2 separate regions of the Homo sapiens genome follow, and region 2 is linked to region 1. A link is a loop called in an ENCODE intact Hi-C map of the cell type or tissue named here. Cell type or tissue: Caco-2. All regions are shown on one strand.

Evidence for each region. Hi-C counts contacts between places; a loop is a spot of excess contacts. Peaks named below come from ENCODE experiments on the same cell type or tissue, not always from the same donor. Only the 100,000 strongest peaks of a DNase experiment are listed, where the experiment ranks them.
Region 2: a loop joins it to region 1, with 11 times the contacts of the local background. A loop is called at or near these places in 1 of 110 quality-filtered maps.

The regions. Positions count from the first base shown.
Region 1 is chr14:96,536,915-96,541,914 of GRCh38, reverse strand. It overlaps PAPOLA (poly(A) polymerase alpha), which reads right to left. Exons shown (of 22, transcript NM_032632.5): 12 at 4,855-4,939. Among named protein-coding and RNA genes, the nearest start is that of PAPOLA, 37 kb to the right of the region's middle. In Caco-2, no CTCF peak of the experiment used is centred here; no DNase peak of the experiment used is centred here.
Region 2 is chr14:96,466,745-96,471,744 of GRCh38, reverse strand. AK7 (adenylate kinase 7) reads right to left here. Exons shown (of 18, transcript NM_152327.5): 13 at 139-267. Among named protein-coding and RNA genes, the nearest start is that of PAPOLA-DT, 33 kb to the left of the region's middle. In Caco-2, no CTCF peak of the experiment used is centred here; DNase peaks (open chromatin) are centred at 2,774 and 3,144.

The DNA.
Region 1 (5,000 bases):
TATAATCTACTTATAACAAAAATGTTTCAATAGAATCAAAACACCATTGCTTTAGACACAAAAACTTATCACTAAATACACATACTACAACAGTAACTTCAAAAACAGTATCAAACACATCATGCTTTTAAATTCAAATGAAATAGTAGTGAAAATTAAACTGAATACTGCAGTTAGGCCCTGTGATTTTTTTCCCAATTTTAAGAGTATACATTTCTATAATCAAAAAAGAAAAAAAAAATCACTAACATGACAGCAACAAAGAAATCTGATTTTTATCCAAAACTCAATCCCATTCATATTAGACAAAAGCCAAGTTTTCACTTCAGAAAATAGCATCATGATCAAATAAATAATGAAGTCTTTTTAAAACAAACTATTTACAACTAAAATGTAACTACAATGATTCAGTTTCCTACGACTAAAAAAGTTCAATCCAATATACTCTTCTACAGTACCCATTTTAGAAGTGCTGGGGGCCAAATTTCACACCAGAATCTCTACCCCAAAAAGCAAACTGACATCATCTAGTACTGACACTAGTTTCAAAAGTAGCAGTATAACCACAATTTTAAAATTATTTTACTCTTTGAAAAGTCTAAAACCTTCCTAATACTTTCTAACACATTTTATAAGTATAGTTTCTAACCAAGAGCAAAAATCTGACCTAGACCCAGAGAAAAACTACCAAACTTATTTTAAAAAAATGTATTTGAAACATGGTTTCAGCCGGGTGTGGTGGCTCACGCCTGTAATCCCAGCACTCTGTGAGGCCGAGGCGGGCGGATCACAAGGTCAGGAGATGAGACCATCCTGGCTAACACAGTGAAACTCCGTCTCTACTAAAAATACAAAAAATTAGCCGGGCATGGTGGTGAGCACCTATAGTCCCAGCTATTCAGGAGGCTGAGGCAGGAGAATGGCATGAACCCAGGAGGCGGAGCTTGCAGTGAGCCGAGATCATCGCACCACTGCATTCCAGCCTGGGCAACAGAGCGAGACTCCGTCTCAAAACAAAAAAAAGAAAAATGGTTTTAATTCTTCACAGCTATGTAATCCTAGGCAATTCTAAGTCTTGTGTACATCATCTGTAAAATGGGATAATAGTACACATTTTACTGGCAGAGGTATTGTAAAGTTCAATGGAGTTAACTTGAAGTCTATAAACTCAAGGTAACAGAGATAGATATATAAAAAACAAGGTATATAGGGATATGTGAATATGCAGTCCAAACTCCTACAAACCAATACTTCCTTTACCAGTTTAATTTGCTCAGCATTATTTGGAATATGTCAAATACATGAGCAAGCACAGATGGCCCAAATAAATCAACAAAAGTCATATAAAAGCATTAAAAAATCATGTATTTTATGTGTAGAAAAACCCATACTCGGAGTTCCAAATGCTCTTAAATCAAACAAAATCCTAACAAGCTCAGTAACCTGATTTCTAGGTCCCTAAAACATTAAAAATGGCTAACTGGTTAAAAAAAAAAAAAAAGGTAAAGAACATGCAGAAAGAGCTCTCTCACGAAAGTACAGTGACTTGTAACAGGAGACAATGAAGTATAGAAATCAGGCATGTACACAAAAACACAAAGCTGTCTGGGTCCATCTAAGGGCAGGGACAAAACTCCCGCAGTCTCTAAATCACTCTTACAACACATTATTAAAATGGAAATTCTTAATAACCACCTTAGTCTTCAACAAAACCTTAAATGATATACAATGTTCTTTATTTATAAAGGGAAAACATACAATCCATTTGGACACGGTTTTGCTGGCAATTCAAAGTTTTGAATCCTAGAGTTCAACATAACTTCTTACTGAAATCCAAAAGGGAAAGAGTACCTACTCTGTATATATCTTACACACAAATGCACACATTCACATATAGGTAGAAATATTAAGTAATTCTAACAAGTATTTATGCTGAGGTTAAATGTCCTTTACTCAGCCACATTTAAACAAATTTGAGTTGAGATATAAAATGCAATAGTTAAGTTTAATAAAAAAAAACCCGCAAATATTTTGAGTCATTAGGAATTCATTTACAAAACAAAATTCCAACTGCATTCTCTAAATATCTCTATTTTTAATTTTTAAAACCAGGATTGGTACTCAATTCTTAAGGTCCCAATCAGACCACAGAAACCTAGTGTACATCTAAATTAGACATTTTGTTGATGTACGAAAAATCATGGTCCCCTATTTTACAAGTGCCATGTTTAAAACTGTCATGTTTATGATGCGCAAGTGCCTCCATGCGAGACTTTGAAGTCTTGATGCAATTGCCATTACCTTTTCCCCAAATTTAAAAATATATAGTTTCCAATAAAAATAGTTAAAAACATAGTTAAAAATAAATTTAACTATAAAAATGTATCCCAAAATAATTAGAATTTATGCAAAGTGCCCTAAAAACACTTAATTTAGTTACTTTATTACCTAACTGCTATTTGCAAAACAAATTCTCTAAGTGAATCTCTTGAAGACCATTTCATCTCACCTGGGAAGATCATAACTCAGATGTACAATAAAAAGCTGGCATATCTTAGTCAAAAATGTTTGCAATTCTATGTTTACGTAATTCAAGACCAAGATTTAGTTTCCTGTTTTTAACTTTTTTAACAAATTTAAGGTTACTGTATACACACATGAAATTATAAAATCATCTTGCACCTTAGAGAATACATTGGTTTTCCTAATACTTTTCCTTTATTCCTAGTGAAATCTAACAACTGAAGTAAGTATTCACATTTCCTAATGTTAATGATTTACTGCTAGTTACATGTTAACTTGAATTATCTCAGAAGCGGCATTTAAAAAACTGTTTTCTTAGAACTCCAAAAATTTCACAAAACAATGTTACCCCTTTTTCTTGAGGAACACTGATAAGTCTTTCTGGAAGATGATTAGTTTGCATTTTAAAACAAACGAGATTTTTCTCCATGGTTCTGGCTCCTTCCAAGAATGTCAGGTATATTTCACATGATTTAAAATCCTACACATATCAACTGACAGTATTTCATGATATGCCTCAAATAAGATTGAATCAACTTGTGACTCATGGGAAGACTAAACATTTCCATTTGGTTGTACAGTCAATCTTTGGAGTATTTTATATGAGGATGTCTTTAAAAATTCAAATCTGTGAACACCTCCAAAAGCCTAATGATAGTCATCACTTTATCTTAAAGAGGCAAATTTCTGGAGAACAATTAAAAATATAAATAGAATTTGGTATGGATAAAACTAGCCCATTGTCATATTTTAAAAGTTTTCACAAGACACTCAGCTGAAATGCAAATTTTCCTGATGTAATTTCCTCTATTTGTTGCTGCTTTTTTTACAACCTAAAAAAATTTGATTATTTCACAAAAACTTCAGTGAAGATTAGTAATATATCTTTTAACCAGTCAAAGAACTTACAGGTACTATCCAGCAAGGACTGAAGCATAGTTTAAAACTTTTAAAAGAAACATTAAGCAAGCTTTAGAAAAAGCACCAAAGTTCTAATGATGTGAATTTGTTCAAATAAAATGACATTATTAAGGTTTGTTCAGTGTAAACATTAATCTTTCTTAAAGTGAAAGAAGCCCCGTCACAGTCCTATACGAAAGTGAATAGAACAAAGTTTGAATCTAGTTTCATCATTGATTCCAGGAATTAAGGGGTACTAGCACTTTCCTGTAAAACCAATTCCTTTATTCTTCTCCTTACATGTAACTGTGTCTCTTTTATATCATAGTTTTAAAAGTATCTACATACATGTTTATTAGTTTAAATGTTCCAAGGTACTTCCTCTACACTGGTTAAAATAAAAACAAAGAAAAATTATCTGTCAAACAGAAATCACAATTTATGGGGGGATTCGTAGTAAAATAAGAGTATTTAATGATTATGCTATTTTAATTTTTACTGACAACGTAGTGCTTCGAGAACACAATTACTGGCTCCGTTATTGCTTTCTCATGCAAAAGATACAGAAACAAAACACAGAGACATCATGAAGGTCATCATTCTTGTTTTTAATTGGGGAAGAGCATAAAGCAATCTTGCTTAGATTATTACAAAACACAATCCAACACAAGATCAAATGGTCAGAAAAGCTTCAAGCATTAAAAAAAAAATTTTAAGTGGGACTTTGGCACATTTTCAGCCCAGGGCAAATAAAAGTGCAAGTCTGTGGTTTGTCTGTTTTTTAAATAAGATTATAACTTACATTTTTCATCAAAACTAACACAATTAATGAAGCTTTTAACCTGTACTAAGGTATTAAACCATTATATTTAAACCATTAATTAAAATGATTAACACCCACTTAGATTCATGAAAGCTAGCTGTAGAAATATTTGAAGGGGCTATAACATTGGGGGAAAATGGCAGGCCAATAATGTGCTGTAACTATTGAAAACATTTAATTGGCTATATATTGACATTTTATTAGCTTTGTCTTTGTTTTAAAGATTCCTAGCAATTAATGAGTTTCCAGAATTAGATAAAAATACTGTTTCTTAGCAGAGAATTATTAACTACAGATTTTTCAGGGTGCATCCACTTGCCACTGTATACAGATGTACTGTTTTTGTCATGACTGATGTATGCCTACAGAACTTATGTTGCTACAAATGTAGCAGGAGTTCAGTTAGATCGGGCAGAAAAATCAAAGGGGCTTCACATTCATTACCTCAACCAAAAAAAACTAAGGAGTTCACTAAAACAGTATGTCCTTGTGACAGGAAAGAAAATTCTTCCAATAACATTAGTCCAGCAAGAAGAAATGTCATAATGTGCTACCATTAAACCATTACTTAAGAGAGCAACATGTCCGACATGCCTTAAAATACATACTTGTACTTTTGAAAGAAGTTTGGAGCTTCAAAAAGTTTGGACCACTCTGCCTTACTCAGCAAAATTTCATCTGTGATAGCAAGACCTAAATTAAAAACATATTAAAATGTTTGCATACTTCAGTCTACAATCTAGAATTTTAAATA
Region 2 (5,000 bases), 70 kb after region 1:
AAAGAAAGGTGAGCCAAAGCTCAAAAATAAATAGTCTCTCTAGTTTTCTGTTTACTTTAATTGAGTGACTACTTCTCTGAACAATAAAGTTGCAACTTATCTGAATATAAATACTCAAAATAGAACACTCAAACTTACGATTGAACAGGTCTTTTGCTTGATCATAGGTCTTTGGGAATCCATCCAAAATATAACCTTGATTCCTGCAAGGCATTGATTTTAGCTTTTCTTTCATAAATCTAATTATATATTGATCGTCTAGTTGACCTGATAAAAAAACATATATGTATATATTACTTATAATGTATCACATTCTAAGTAAGAGTTGTTTTAAAGTTATCTCAAAAATTGTTGTGTAGTCAAAGGTACTATTGGAAATCCCTATTTTGCTTTTTTTTTTTTTTTTTTTTTAAAGAGACGGGGTCTCACTCTGTCGCCCAGGCTGGAATGCAGTGGTGTGGTCATAGCTCACTGCAGTCTCAGCCTCCCAGGCTCTGCAATCTTCCCACCTCAGCCTCCCAAGTAGCTGGGACTATAGGCGCTTGCCACCATGCCCCACTGATTTTTAAACGTTTTGTAGAGAAAGGATCTTGCAATGTTGCCCAGGCTAGTCTTGAACTCCTGGCCTCAAGCAATCCTCCCACCTTGGCCTCCCAAAATGTTGGGATTACATTTTGGCCCTTAAAGTAAAAAATATGTGATTTTGTACTTTGAACATGATGTGAATTCTAATGCACAGTAATGTAGGAGAACCCAGTGAACTTGTCTGCAAGAAAGAGCATGGGCGAGTGCCGATGTCTGCACTTTCAAAGTGTTCTGTAATCCCAATTTTTGGTGAAATTGATTGAGGAGCAGCAACTGGAGTAATGCAGAGAGCTCCGCCCGCCCGCAGGGTTTCTGTTTTGATATTACACCTCTGTAACCTTACTATACAATAATAAATGCTTCTGTTGTGAGAATTGTGAGATAGCATTCATGTTTGTTGCCAGCACATAATTTACTAAAAGAAGGTGCTGGATTTGACTAACAATCAAACTTGACCCGACCCTCAAAGGCACTTTTCTCTGTAATGCTTCAGAAAAGAACACGGCTCCCTTCTCCGTGTCTTTTCCAGTTGGCATTTCTGACCTCAGCCCCACTGGACAGTTCCCTCTCAAGCCCTGACACTGGGTTCCTGGCACTGCTTGGGAAGGATGAGGAGGGAGGAGTTTGTTCTAAAACTGGCACAGTGGTTTAATAACAACATGATGCAACTCCACCACAATATCCATCACTCCATCATAATTATTGAACAGCTACAATGTTCAAAACGCAGCCCCATCCTTACCTTGCTTAATGTGTACATTATAGTAATGTAAGTTTGACAAGTTAGGGAAATTGATCTTCAAAGCTCTTTCCAGAGTTTGTACTATTCCTTTACCTTATCAGTGAATCTATTATTCTTTTACCTTATCAGTGACTCCCCCTCCTCCTCTCCCTCCTCATCCTTCTCCGCCTTCTCATCCTCCCCCTCTTCCTTCCCTCCTCCTCCCCCCTCATTTTACATAATGTAAAATAAATAATTTCAGGCTTCTTTTTTATTACTCTATCAATGACAATAAACTGATCTAATTAAAACACCTCTCCCGGGCGGGCGCGGTGGCTCACACCTATAATCTCAGCACTTTGGGAGGCCAAGGTGGGTGGATTACCTGAGGTTGGGAGTTCGAGACCAGCCTGACCAACATGGAGAAACTCTCATCTCTACTAAAAATACAAAATTAGCCGGGCGTGGTGGCACATGCCTGTAATCCCAGCTACTCGAGAGGCTAAGGCAGGAGAATCGCTTGAACCCGGGAGGCGGAGGTTGCAGTGAGCCAAGATCGCACCATTGCACTCTAGCCTGGGCAACAAGAGTGAAACTCCATCTCAAAAACAAAAAACAAAAAACAAAACACAAAACACCTCTCCTTTCTTCTACCTTTCAGTGTCACACCATCCATTAGGCAGTAGCAGGTTCCGAAAATAACTGTCTTTCAGAAATTTAAATATTATGGCTAAGACAAAAAAAGATCTTAAGTATTATTTAACATAATGAAATTCCTCTGAATGATTCTACATTACTTCCCAGTAAGGTTCACAGGGGTGCCAAGAAATGAAGCCAAATAAAAACGTGTCAAGGGATTCACTAATATTCTAAATCTGGTTTTATTTAAGCCGTCTATTTTCTTTTTTGTTTTTTGAGACAGAGTCTCATCCGTTACCCAGGCTGGAGTGCAGTGGTGCAATCTTGGCTCACTGCAACCTCTGTCTCCTGGGTTCAAGAGATTCTCATGCCTCAGCCTCCCGAGTAGCTGGGATTACAGGTGTGCACCACTACGCCCAGCTAATTTTATTTGTATTTTTTAGTAGGGACAGGGTTTTGCCATGTTGGTCAGGCTGGTTTCAAACTCCTGACCTCAGGTGATCCACCTGCCTCAGCTTCCCAAAGTGCTGGGATTACAGGAATGAGCCGCCGCCCCCGGCCTAAGTCTATTTTCATTTTTCAAAGGCTTTGTTGTTAAATTAAAGGCACTTAATCTAGAAATCTAGCTGCAATTCCCTTCAATGCCTCCCTCAGTTTATTTCAGGCCCTGAGCTTAGCCACTCATTTCTGCTTGATTCGGAACGAAAGTGCTCAGTAATTAAGAAGGGACCTCCAGCAGCATTTTTTGGTAATTATGGGATGCTTACAAGGCATGACCCAGTACACAAAGGACCCAGTCCAAGTGCCTTTCTCTTGAGAAATGTGATCTCTTAGAGATAATCTCATGACCTTTGGCCAGGGTTCAGCTGTATGGCAGGCAACTGCGCTTTCTGTTTGAAAATGAATGAGCACAGCCCTCCTACATAGCTTTTAAAAATGTCATCCTGCTTTTTCTAAAAAAAAAAAAAATTAAATGTATCTTTCAAATGCCAGTAATATTTAAAATGTTCATATGAACACATATTCATAATTACTAAAACATGTTTAAAAATAGAGAGCTGCTCCCCTGAGCAGTGGTGGGAATGTGAGGGACGGCATTTGAGATGACAACCTGGCTTCTGTCCCCTCATCCCCAGGAAACTGTACTGTCTTAACTGATGATGACCAAACAGCAAGCAGTGATTTCACAAAGGAAAGAGTGCAGGCCGGGCGTGGTGGCTCACGCCTGTAATCCCAGCACTTTGGGAGCCCGAGGCAGGTGGATCACGAGGTCAGAAGATTGAGACCATCCTGGCTAACACGGTGAAATCCCATCTCTACTAAAAAATACAAAATAATTAGCCGGGCGTGGTGGCATGTGCCTGTAGTCCCAGCTACTCGGGAGGCTGAGGTAGGAGAATGGCATGAACCTGGGTGGCGGAGCTTGCAGTGAGCCGAGATCGCGCACTCCAGCCTGGGCAACAGAGTGAAACTCCTTCTCAAAAAAAAAAAAAAAAAAAAAAAGGAAAGAGTGCAAAAGCTATGTATTTGTAGGAAGTCTGCCTCATGAGAGAGATCACCCTTCTTTCTGTTTTTTTTTTTTTTTGAGACAGGGTCTCCTGTCACTCAGGCTAGAGTGCAGTGTTGGGATCTTGGCTCACTGTGGCCTCTACTTCCTGGGATCAGGTAATCCTAGTGCCTCGCACACCACCATACCCAGCTAATTTTTTTTTTTTTTTTTTTTTTTGTAGAGACGGGGTCTTGCTATGCCACCCAGGCTGGTCTCAAACTCCTGGCCTCAAGTGATCTTCCTGCCTCAGCCTCTCAAAGCGCTGGGATTACGGGCGTGAGCCACCATATGTGAGCCACCGTATCTGACTTTTTTCTTTATAGAAGCAGAAGCAAAAGTGTTCCACTTGGGTCCCAGTTTGAACTTGGTAAATAAATGTACCTCAGAACTAGAATTATCCATACAGTTATTCTTAAAGATAATGAGAAATGAAACAAAATGAGTGGCTTTTTACTCAGTTCACCAGGCAATGGGTAAAACTCCATTGTTTGCTGAGATACAAAAGTTTAAAAATCTACATTCTCATCCAGGCAGTTTGATATTTGGATAAATTTGTCTAAATCAGGTAATGTCCGTAAGCAGCTCAGGGAAGAAATACCTTAAGAAGCAGCAGCCGGGCAGGGTGGCTCACGCCTATGATCCTAGCACTTTGGGAGGCCGAGGCGGGTGGATTGCCTGAGCTCAGGAGTTCGAAACCAGCCTGGTCAACACAGTGAAACCCCGTGTATCTACTAAAAATACAAAAAAATTAGCCGGGTGTGGTGGCGTGCGCCTGTAGTCCCAGCGACTCGGGAGGCTGAGGCAGGAGAATTGCCTGAACCTGGGAAGCAGAGGTTGCAGTGAGCCGAGATTGCACCATTGCACTCCAGCCTGGGTGACAAAGTGAGAAAGTGAGAATCTGTTGCCAAAAAAAAAAAAAGCAGCAGCAAAAGATGGCTCTTGGAAGAAATTTTGGAATCTTCAATTTGATCTAATTAATATGGACACATTAATATTGCAAAATCTTTCATACTGCACTAATTTGTTAAAAGAACTGTGTATTGGAGTTTGCAATTTAAAACTAACTGAGGCACAACGGACTTGTTTAAAATATTTTACTTGATTATACATATACACTTTCCAAAATTCTTATGTAATCTCTAGTGGACTTTTAACTGGTCAAAGTTTGTGTTTATGAGAACCTTTGCCTTTTTTTTTTTTTTTTACATATTCGTCTACACTTACAGATTTCCTCAGTAATATTCTGAGTTGTTGGTTATTTGCTTTCAGTTACATTTTTTATTGTGCATGCAGAATGTGCATTGCTGCCCGAGACTTTAGGTTCATTATAGGTTTATTTGGGCAGCATTAGAAAAAAAATACCATAAATCAAGCCAGCATTTTAATAAGGCCAAAACAAAGTTGGTGATCTAAAGGCTTGTTAATGGTATGGAGTTTCTACATGACGTTAGTGAAAAATGAGGGTTGTTTTCTATTAGGAAAATGGGCAACTCTCTCCGGCCGTGT